4 separate regions of the Homo sapiens genome follow, and regions 2, 3 and 4 are each linked to region 1. Evidence: chromatin contacts called from ENCODE Hi-C data. All regions are on one chromosome and are shown on one strand. The core of a region is the stretch at or near the end of the contact, and the rest is flanking DNA. Distances in the headings are between cores, read along the strand shown. Region 1 holds the start of HDAC2 (histone deacetylase 2). Region 2 holds the start of FIG4 (FIG4 phosphoinositide 5-phosphatase). Region 3 holds the start of CDC40 (cell division cycle 40). Region 4 holds the start of GOPC (golgi associated PDZ and coiled-coil motif containing).

What was found. Hi-C counts contacts between places; a loop is a spot of excess contacts on that map. Pooled maps may share reads with other maps.
Region 2: a map of CD8-positive, alpha-beta T cell shows a loop between it and region 1 (15-fold over the local background). The contact joins the promoter of FIG4 here to the promoter of HDAC2 in region 1. A Hi-C loop is called at or near these places in 3 of 168 maps with a recorded cell type or tissue (CD4-positive, alpha-beta T cell, CD8-positive, alpha-beta T cell and naive thymus-derived CD4-positive, alpha-beta T cell) and 10 of 50 pooled maps.
Region 3: a loop to region 1 is called in a map of CD4-positive, alpha-beta T cell, with 7 times the contacts of the local background. The contact joins the promoter of CDC40 here to the promoter of HDAC2 in region 1. A Hi-C loop is called at or near these places in 4 of 168 maps with a recorded cell type or tissue (CD4-positive, alpha-beta T cell, CD4-positive, alpha-beta memory T cell, CD8-positive, alpha-beta T cell and 1 more), 1 of 37 single-sample maps with no recorded cell type and 11 of 50 pooled maps.
Region 4: a loop to region 1 is called in a map of CD4-positive, alpha-beta memory T cell, with 30 times the contacts of the local background. The contact joins the promoter of GOPC here to the promoter of HDAC2 in region 1. A Hi-C loop is called at or near these places in 2 of 168 maps with a recorded cell type or tissue (CD4-positive, alpha-beta memory T cell and naive thymus-derived CD4-positive, alpha-beta T cell), 1 of 37 single-sample maps with no recorded cell type and 7 of 50 pooled maps.

Annotation. Positions count from the first base shown.
Region 1 is chr6:113,969,851-113,972,417 of GRCh38, forward strand. HDAC2 (histone deacetylase 2) reads right to left here and starts at 1,298. Exons shown (of 14, transcript NM_001527.4): 1 at 1,007-1,298. The coding sequence starts at 1,058. HDAC2-AS2 (HDAC2 and HS3ST5 antisense RNA 2) reads left to right here. Exons shown (of 10, transcript NR_125845.1): 1 at 1-428. RefSeq lists silencers at 439-758, 969-1,268, 1,210-1,653, 1,629-1,808 and an enhancer at 815-1,793.
Region 2 is chr6:109,690,023-109,692,589 of GRCh38, forward strand. FIG4 (FIG4 phosphoinositide 5-phosphatase) reads left to right here and starts at 1,274. Exons shown (of 23, transcript NM_014845.6): 1 at 1,274-1,479. The coding sequence starts at 1,414. AK9 (adenylate kinase 9) reads right to left here and starts at 1,180. Exons shown (of 41, transcript NM_001145128.3): 1 at 1,125-1,180. RefSeq lists an enhancer at 758-1,227.
Region 3 is chr6:110,179,131-110,181,697 of GRCh38, forward strand. CDC40 (cell division cycle 40) reads left to right here and starts at 1,297. Exons shown (of 15, transcript NM_015891.3): 1 at 1,297-1,503. The coding sequence starts at 1,315. It overlaps WASF1 (WASP family member 1), which reads right to left and starts at 540. Exons shown (of 11, transcript NM_003931.3): 1 at 309-540. RefSeq lists silencers at 1-219, 460-569.
Region 4 is chr6:117,601,225-117,603,791 of GRCh38, forward strand. It overlaps GOPC (golgi associated PDZ and coiled-coil motif containing), which reads right to left and starts at 1,287. Exons shown (of 9, transcript NM_020399.4): 1 at 780-1,287. The coding sequence starts at 1,064. It also overlaps the pseudogene NEPNP. RefSeq lists enhancers at 1,169-1,258, 1,389-1,678.

The DNA of each region.
Region 1 (2,567 bases), core at 48-2,547:
ACCAGGATTCCCCACCACCTAGGAACAGCCTTTGCAAGATACCAATGCTCTCTAAATCCCCAAAGCAGGGTCTATTTCCTGATCGAACAAAGAGCAACAAAGAAGTGGGTGGTAACCACCTCTCTGAGGCAAGCCAGGACCCATGGAGTCTGATCTACAACACAAGCAGTAGCAGTTCCACATCTCCCTACCACCTCTTATTTCCTACGAAGTCTTTCTGCCTGAAACTGGAAAACCCGAACTATTATTGAGGAAGTGAAGCCCTTCCATTTGAATCCTGAGAAAGACGCGCTCAAAGAACCCAGCGAACAAAGGAGAGGGTTGGAGCCCACGCAAAACATGGGTGTGATAAAGCCACACGCGACCTGAGCCCCCACCCTCAGTAACTACTCTCCAGCGCCCACCGGGAGGAGGGGTCCGGGGAAAGGGTAAGCCGAGGAAGGAGAAGACGCTCCGGCCAGACCGAACGCAGGGTAGGGGAGGCGAGCAGGCGAGGAGGAGGGAAGGGGACGGGAGGGGCGGAGCTCTCGCGGCCGCGGGGCTTTGTGTAGAGTCAAGGCCGGGATAGAAATTTTGCCTCGCGGGGGACGGGTCGAGGGGGTAGGAGGCCGACGCGGGGCACCCCAAACCTGCGTTGCCACGAATGGTGGGCGGGAGAAGGGAGAGAATGGGCCGCCCCCTTCGCCGCCGCCACCACCAAGGCGGGGTAGGCCGGCGCCGTCCCCAGCGGCGGCCACCTTCGAGGCTGCGGACTGCACGGCCGAAGGGGGAGAGGCAGGAGACAAGACGGGCGGGCCCCCTGATTCCCGCCCGCAGGAACCGCGGGGGCTGCGCCAGGAAGAGGGTCTCGTTCTAACTGTGCCGGGCCGGGAACGGGTTAAGATGCGGCCAAATGTCGGTCCCTCCTCCTTCCCACCCCTCAGCCCCGGCGCCCACTCGCGACGGCAGCCGCGGAACCCAGCGCCCGGCCCCGCGCGCCCACCCCGACACCGGCCCGGCCGCTCACCGTCGTAGTAGTAGCAGACTTTTTTTTTGCCGCCTCCTTGACTGTACGCCATGGGCTCCCCGGCCACCGCCGCCACCGGGCTCCTCCTCCTGCTGCTGCTGCTGCTGCTGCTGCCGCCGCGGCTCGGCCGGGAGAGAAAAGGGCTGAGGGAAACGTGGGGGCGATAGTCCCGCGGGGAAGGGCAGGCCGGTGGGAGGAGAGGAGGGGGCGCCGGGAAGGCTCGGTACCACCCGGCAGAGGTGCCGAAAGCTCGGAATCGGAGGTGGCAGCGGCACCAACTCGCGAGGAGGGGGCCACCAAACCACCTCAGGAGGCCGCAGGGAGGTGAGCGCATCCACTGCGGCCTCCACGGGGGAGGAAGGGGCACGGCTGGAGAAGGAGGCCGTTTCGGGCTCGAGGTTAGAGGCCCTGTTAGGGTGAACAACCTGCGCAAGGCGGCGCCATACACAGTGTTAAAATGAGGAAGAAGACAAGCTTTCGCTGCGCAAGTAGATCCAGGGAGCGTGCAGCCGGGTGGACGTTCTCCCCCTCAGGTCTGCGCGCAGTGGTTGCGCCTGTCCCCGAGCCTGCGCAGTCGGCGCCTCGTAGCCTTGGCGGTCTGGACCCCTCCTCGGCGTCCCACGCTGCTCCCCTCCCCCACTGTCGCGAAGCTCCCGCCCAAGCCGACCACGTGCCGCGAGCCCGGCGGGGAGAGCCCACTCCCGCGCCCCTTCCGGGCCCACTACCCCGCCGGGCTGTGGCCCATCGCCCCAGTGCCTGGTAGCCTAGTTTTCTCGTTTGTCGTTTGTTCACTTATTTATTATTATTATTATTATTTTGACTCGTAATGGGTATGAGGTGTAAGGGGGCCTATTACGGATGTTAAGGGGAGAGGGCACCGCTCGGGTTTTAATAAGCATCTGTGGAGCTCATTTATAAGGTACAGTTCTAAGCACTTGCATTTATAATATATTCCATTGATAATCTATTTATAATATTTAATCTCATTTAAGACTCTCAACAACTCTAGGAGGTAAGTGGCAATTGTACTCCTTCTTTATAGGTGGAGGCAGATTAAGGAACTTGTTCTTACTGCTAACTGATAAGTCTGGAGGTTTGAACTCATTCTGCAAACTCCACGCACCCTAGCTGTTCCACTCTGCAGCAATGCTGCTGGCTAGACACTGGAAGATTGGAGCAGAAAGACTTTCGAAACTCTTGGAGGTTATGAATACAAGTGTTCCTCTGTTAAATAAATCCACATTTATCAAGTACCTACCTTAAGCCAGCCACCTTGCAGGTGAGGGCTGGAGGCTAACAGCCTGTTTTATAGCACCCAATCCCAGTTATATAAAATTGCTATCCCTACCCCCCAAATACACCCCTATTAAAAAAAAAAAAAGGCTGTATTGATGCTGGAATTTAAGAGCCACTACCAAAAATACCCCTTTTAATTTGCTGTTTGACTTCAAAATCCCGAAAGTGTTCATGCTTAAAGCAGCAATTTTCCCCAACCTCACCCCCAAGAGATTTAGAAAAAGTTAAGTCCAGGGTGGCCCCTGCCCTCCCTCCGCCCCCTCCT
Region 2 (2,567 bases), core at 24-2,523, 4.3 Mb before region 1:
ACTTAAGTATTTCTTTACAATTTTTGTAATTTCTCAAATTTTAATTTACAATATGATCTTTGGTATTACATGAATGTTATCTGGGTATGCTATAATTCTATAATTTTTTTTTAAAGTTTCCTTACACTTAGCAGTTGAGAAGCCCTCTAGCAGAGGTTTCTGAGGTTTAGAGGTTTCCTGGGAAACCTAGAATTGCCGCCTAAGATAGGATAGCTGCCTCTCCCCTACATCTTATACTCTTGCAGTAGGTGTTCAGTAAATATTTGTGGAATAAATACTTCAGTCGTTGAAAGGAGACGTGGTTTTAAAAAGTGGATTTACAAAGAGACCGTTTTGCAAGAAAAGAAGCTGGTCTGGGGGTCCCCGCAGGAGGCGGGGTTCCGTGCAACAGATACCAAGATGCCTCCAGGGCGGACCACGACCCAGCGGGCCGCCGGAAGGCTCCTTACCTGGCCGCAGCCGGACCCTCCTCAGGGAAGCAACTGCCTCCAGGGACTCCGCGGGGCTGTCGGGCGGTTGCCGGGGAGACCTCTGGCCGCCACGCACCTGCTGCTTGGTGGGGCGGGGCCTCGAGAGGCGGGGCTGTAGTTCTTTGTCATTTCTTTTCCAATTCGAAATAGTCACTTTTGTACCTAATTTGGCATTTATAATTATAATACACTCATTTTCACAACTATGGAAGAGAGGGTACGCGCATGCCCATTTATGTCGCACACATGAAATGAAGAAACCTCATTTCAAGCGCGGCTCCGCCACACTGCGCTAGTCTCTGTCGACAACTTCAAGTGGCTAGCCTCACGCACAAACGTGTGGCAAAGCCACACTTTCCAGCTTTAGGTGATTTTAAAACAATTTCTTGGGCCACACAGCGTAGGTACAACATGGATTAGAGGTGAGGGGAAAACTGACACTCAGTGAAGGACCGTCAGAGGGCCGGCTTCCAGGAAAATGGGCCGCAGCAGGCAGGGAAAACACAAGGATCTATCCTGCAACTCGGAGAACCCTTTTCAAAAGAAGCTACCCAATCCCAAACCTTCCGCTTTTTTCCAAAGAGAGGGAGGAGATAAATAGACTCAATTAATCCGTCGACTTTTTCTCCGCCCATGTTTTCCTCCAATCCTTACCAAAGATGGTGCCCTTCGCTTCCTCTCTCGGCAGCACGCAGGTCCCGGGAGCCTCTACCCGACCTCTCTATGATACGTCCTCCAGCCCCGCTCCCGACGTGAGGGGCGGGGCTTGCCTGGAGGCGGGGCGCAGGGATCCGGAAACACCTGATCATCTATAGGTTTAGTGCCTAATGGGTGTTGTTCCTGGCTGGACTTGATGTCCAGGGCCTGAGGGGTTTTCTCGCCGAGTCTCCTGGGGCGGTCCGGAGGCTCGTGCCCTGTTGTGGGGCCCCCATTTGCCGCCGCCATGCCCACGGCCGCCGCCCCCATCATCAGCTCGGTCCAGAAGCTGGTTCTGTATGAGACTAGAGCTGTGAGTACCCCCTCGCGGCGGGGCGCAGGCGGGAGGATGGATGTCTGCCGGTGGGTGTGGGGCCGTAGGACAGAGGCTGTACTCTGCCTCCTCCTCCTTCCTCTCCAGTTCCCAAATCCCTGTCAAACACAGCCTTGGGGTAAGCTAGCTCCCTTGAGCTGTGCCTGGGCGCCTTTCCCCTATTTTGGTACCCTGGACATTGCAGCATTTGCAGGTCCACTTACAAGCCATGGCTGGAACACGCTGGAAACAGGTGCTTGTGGTACCTCAGGAACTGTTCATGAGGTTCTCTGTACGAGTTACTGGATTCTTTTCAGCTTTCAGAAAGTCTGTTAAAGTTCTAGAGTTCACAAGTTACAGTACAGGCAGGGGTATGAAAAAAATTTGAACTATGACTTGTAACTTATTTTTTCCTATTCCATGGTATACCATCACTGCGATTCATGTGAATTACACTTCTATTGGTGAACTTTTTGGTTCTCTTTTTTTCTTATTTGAAAGGAAAGGAAAACTTACTTTGTTTAAAGACAGATAATTTGTTTGGATAACATCTTGCTTTTCACTTGACTTTTTTCAACATAACATTTACTTTTAAAATTTTATTACTTTGAATGGCCATGTAAATAGTGAATAAGCAGATCAGTTTGTATTTCGATTACCAGTTCCTCAATTAAGGGAGAATGGTGTTTATATAACTTCATACTTGGTCCTTTCTGTGGGTGGAAAGCAAAGTTGGTACAGTATAGCTCTTCTAAATTGGGGTGCCACAGTGATATTAGGGACTGTGTTTAATATTACCCATTTCATGCTAACAAGATTGCATATGCCAGATATTTTCATAATGCTCTTCACTATGTTATAGAGTGCTTTATAAACTGTTTCTCTGAAACTTGGGTTGTCTCCATTAGAGGAGTATGAGAAGGCATTTAACAGTTTCTCAGTTATAACGTAGTCCTAATAGCACAATAACCTCTCCCTCAGGTTAACATGAGTAGAGAATTGTGGACCTTAAATTAATTTTGCTGACAACTTTGATTAGATCTAGAGCAGAAAATGACATTATCAAATATACTGTATTTGCAAGTATT
Region 3 (2,567 bases), core at 47-2,546, 3.8 Mb before region 1:
GGGCGGTGGCACCTCAGGTGACACCCACAGTCTCTCCAGCGAGAGCAGCCCCGGGGCGGTCCCTGCAGCCAAGCCCCAGGCGCGCCCGCCGCCGTCTCCCTCGGCACCCAGCCCCGCTGGCGGGTGGGCGGTGGGCGCTCGGAAAACCCGCGGATGGGGGTGGGGGCCGGGGCGGGGAAGGCGCGCCCATCCATCCCCGTCACCTTTGCGGGCCACACACCACTCGGTCTGCTCCGGCCAGTAAGGAAGAGTTCCTCTCCCAACACCCCCTCCCCGAAAAAAGCAATTCCTCAGGGACTCGCGCTCACCGTGAAATCTTGGGGGCTCACGCCTTACCCCTTCTTCATGCTTCGGCAGCGGTCGCCGGTCCCCCTCGGCTCGCGGGACTCCGCCTAGAGCCCCCAGGAGGGTCGGGCTCTGGGGCGGAACCCGCTCAGGGCAGCGGCCCAGGCGCCAGGCCACAGGGAACGCCGCCTGGGGCGCCAACCCGCCGCCGGACCCACCGTGTGCTCGACGCGCGAGTGAACAACACCGCGAGCTGCCGTTCCCCCCGCCCCCTCCCCGCGCGAGACGCTCCACAACCGGGCGCAGGGACCCGCGCCAGAAGCAGGGGGGACCGCGAGACTCTTTCCGCCTATGGTCCCATCCTTGCCCCCCGCCCCAGGAGCTATTCCTGGCCAGTCAGAGGTCTCAAAACTTCAGATTCTCACTTTCCTCTTCAGCCTCCAGTGCCCAGGTGCAGCCGAGGTGGGAAATCCAGCCTCCGCCCACTCCCCCATTAGTGGGGCCGAAGCTCGCTCTTCCCCCCTTTCCTGAGGTTCTGTGGTATTGCCCAATCCTCAGTTTGGGGGAGGGGGACGAAGAGAACACTGCTTGGCTAGGGAATGAGGGAAGATGATAGCCAATTGAATGGAACATCCATTCGGGGGCGGGGTCAAAGGGGGACACGCCCCCGTTCCGCCCCCTCGTTGCAAACTACACTTCCCATTGTGCCCTCTCGCGCTTCCTGCCGCGCTGCACGCTGGGAGTGCAGGACCGCGAGGCCTCAAGGTATTTTGGAACTCATATTCTTTAGTCAACTAGGTCCTAAATGTTATAAACTATTATAATTCTCCCTTTTTCCCTAGATAAACTTTTTTAAGCTCTCAGCTCGACAGTAGTTATTCTAATAATAATTAGCTTATTGTTTCAAAATGTAAGACATTATTTCTTAGCAAAGAAAGTTAATGATGTGTTCCATTGCAATCTGTCAGGACCTGGGAGCCTCTTCTTCTTCCGCCCTGGCAGGGTCTCCGCAGAAGATTTGTTGCCGTCATGTCGGCTGCGATTGCAGCTCTGGCCGCTTCCTATGGTTCGGGTTCAGGGTCCGAATCGGACTCGGACAGTGAGAGCAGTCGGTGTCCGCTGCCAGCCGCCGACTCCCTCATGCACTTGACTAAATCGCCTTCATCAAAGCCGTCTCTAGCAGTGGCAGTGGACTCGGCTCCGGAGGTGGCAGTTAAGGTAAGCACTTTTGCTACTAATGCAGTGTGGGAATTGTTGGCTTCAGCTCCAGAACTGCCAGCCGCTTGTTAGGTACCGGGTTACCTCTTTCTCAGTGCTCAGAGATAAGTTGCTAACGTTTGAATTTCTTCTCCTTCCCACATGCATCCTCGGGAGAGGCAGAATTGGAAGTTCGGAATAGCCCTCCGATGCTCTCTGCCCTTGCCTCCCGCCATCAGAAAGCAAGTGGAAGGAGGGGATGAAATTTGAATTTGTGGATTAGGGACATAGCCTGGAAAGTGCAGGTGTAATCTCGGAACATAAGTGAAATTAGATCAGGACTTCCCAAACTAGAGTATTGTGTGAGCAGTGGCCTCGATTTGTCTTATTTTTGAAGAACTAGGTTCTAATCCTGGCACCACCACTTGTGTGAACTTGGACAAGTTATGCAGCCTCCTTTCTTTCCTCACCTGTACAGTGGAGATCATTTTCAAAACATCTGTCTACATGAAAAGATGAGTGTGAAAATTGAGTGAAATTACACAAATAAAGCATATAGCACAGAGCCAACTAGTGAGAGTGCAGTAAATGTTTTATGATTGTGTGTGTTAATACAGTGAGAAAAAGGCCTTGGATTTGAGAAACAGCTGCATGATCTCAATGGAGGAAGCTGATTAATAAGGCAAGAGTTTCCAGGCAGAGGTGACAGGCAAGCCTGAGAACGCAAAGAGCCTAGTGGGTTTGAAGAACTGAGGAAAAGCTGATGTGTCTGGAGCCTGATGAGAGCATCTACCAATTGGTAGTGTAGGCCCAGTAGAGCCCGAGGTAGGTGATCAGCTCAAGATGTGAAGAGGGGAGGCGGTGTCCAAAAATTCCTTTGTATCATGTCCCCAAGTCTAGTTTAATGACTTAAGAAGTGTTTTACAGGTTTTTAACAAGCTGTATGTGAATTTTACTTTTTAAAAATGGACATCTGTCATGAAAGAATGCTTAGAATCCTCCTAACTTCCTATCAAAACAAAACTTTCCAAACTTAAGCCCCTCCAGTAACCTCCTGAGTCTTCTCCTTTCACAGCTCAGCTTTT
Region 4 (2,567 bases), core at 37-2,536, 3.6 Mb after region 1:
ATTTTCTGCACAATATGATATTTTTGTTTTTTTGAACCACAGCCACTCCACCCTCACCCACACCCAGGATCAGAGATTAAAGCAAATGATTCTTTACACTCTCTCAAAAATAAATCCAGACTTTGGAAAATTACACAGTAATGTACAAGCATATAAAAACTCAAGGTCAGAAGTAATTTCAATAATTGCAGGGAGCTCTCTGGAGGTATCTGCCTGTAATTTAACAACCAACTATGGATGTAAACCGAGACAGTGATACTATCGTTATGCACCACGAAATTTTCCTAAGAGCTTTGATCAGATTCCCCTAAATAGTTTATGCATGTCTCTGTATGCAATCATAGGCGCTGACCTGGAATAATTAAAATGAAAATAATCAGTGCTGTATCTGTCTTAACATATACAAATTCGGTTTATCAATGTGAAAGCAGATCTGCAAAACTCAGTTGTCAAAAGGTGGCCTACGGTATTTTCATGACAGAGAATCTTTGTTAGGTTTGTTAATGTAACATGTGCAATGGAGGCTGGTGTATGTAATTAGTTTCCTCCTCAGAGAGATACTAGGAAGGTGGACGACAGTACCCCGGGAACTCACACGTCGGTCTAGGGCCCTTTTTGTCCCCCACCCTCACCTCACTCCTCAGACATGCACTCTCCCATCACATTTGAAGCCCCGGTGGGCAGTTTTCTAGGGTCGTTTCACTGGAGCGTTAAATGGCATCTGACGCCACCGGGCAGCCTGGGGTTGGATGCCATAGCCGCCAGCACCCACGGCTCACCTCCAGCTTGTGGTTGATTTGAGACACAGACTGGGCTTTGTGGCAAAGCTGTGCAAAGCAGGAGCTCAGGCTGGTCATCTTCTGTCGCCCCTCATAAGTGATGTCCGCTTGGTCTGGATCGATCTCTCCCAGGAGCAGATCCACATCCACAAAAGCTTTGTCGAACTCCTTCTCCAGCACCTCCAGCCACCGGAACATGGATACCCCGCCAGGGGCCCCCACGGAGCAGGAGGCGCCCCCTGGGCCCCCTCCGGCTGCTGCTGGGCATGGACCGCCCGCCGACATGGCGCCGTCAAGGGCCTCTCCCGACTGCTGAAGACCCTCGCCGCCCCCCGCGCACGAAGGGAACTGCTGGGACTGAGGGGACCCCCGCGCGCGCGGGCACACTCCGTCACCTCCCTTCACCTCGCGCCGTTAACGCCAGCAGCACAGTCACAGAACCGCAGGAGTAACGAGGCTGAAGCTGAGGCGGCAACGGCGGCGACACACGGAAGACTCAGTCAGTCCCACCTCCCAGCCTGCCCCCGCTGCGCATGCGTAGCGAAGAGCTGGGCGGACGCAGCCACGAGGGACAAAATAGGCGGGGACAGGATGCGATCTTGGCCTATGAAAGGCCTCAGCTTGGGAGCGGCCTGTCAGCGGCCATATTAACAACTGGCAAACTACGGCTTGAATCCCTGAGAAACGGAGGCGCGTGGTTTCTGCACCCTGGTTGGAAAGGCCCGAGGATGAGAAAGGTGTCCACGTCGCAGAAAGGAAGGATTTCCGCCGGTTTGACTTAACAGTTGGCGGGAGCCGTTCCAAAATCCTCCCAGAAAGTTGCTGCGGTGGCATCTAGGGTCAGGGAGGGGAGAGCAAGGAAGGGCGGTGTGAGCATGCGCAATAGCCACGTTTTTACCTTCTCGATTCCAGTTCCTGGATAGGATGGAGTGGGTGTACACACTGGCTGTTCTTGGTAAACCAGACCCCAAATTCCAGGTGTGGACTGCCTAAAGCTGCGCATTGAAGCGGCTGACCAGATTTTGCGGAATTAATAGAAGACTTTTTGTCTTGTGATTAAGAGTCAGGTAGACCTGGATTCAATTCTTACCCTCTGTCACATACTACCTGTGTCGCCTTTCATGTATTAACCTCGAAACCAAGTTTCCAAATTTTACTTAACTCAGTTGTAAGGTAAAACGCTTAGCGTCACTTCTTGGCACACGGTATTCCTCTTAATACACCATAGGTCACACATTTCAAAAGCAACTACAGTAGTGCTTCACTTAAGATGGGGATATGTTCTTAGGAATGTGTCCTTAGGTTAATCATCCCTTAGGGAACATCCTAGAGTGTATTTAAACACAAACCTAGATAGTATAGCCTACTACACACCCAGGCTATATGATGTAGCCTATTGCTCTTAGGCTGTAAACCTGTACAGCATGTTGCCATTCTGGATACGGTAGGCGATTATAACACAGTGGTAACTATTTGTGTACTTAAACATATCTAAACATAGAAAAGGTACAGTCATATACTCTTATAGGATCACCATAGTTTATGCGATCCATTCATTGCTGAAGCCTTGTTATTTGGCACATAACTGTACTTTAAAAGGTGTATTTATTTGAAAACTGGTAGTGTCCTCACACGTGACATTTCAGAAAATCAAAATTGTGAATTCATATATTTACAAATATATTGAATGCAGAGCTCTGTTGCGACATTGAAGACACAAAAATGAATGAGACATGACCCTTACTCAAGATAGGCTAGTGAGGCTACTACCCCTCAACTATAACTTTA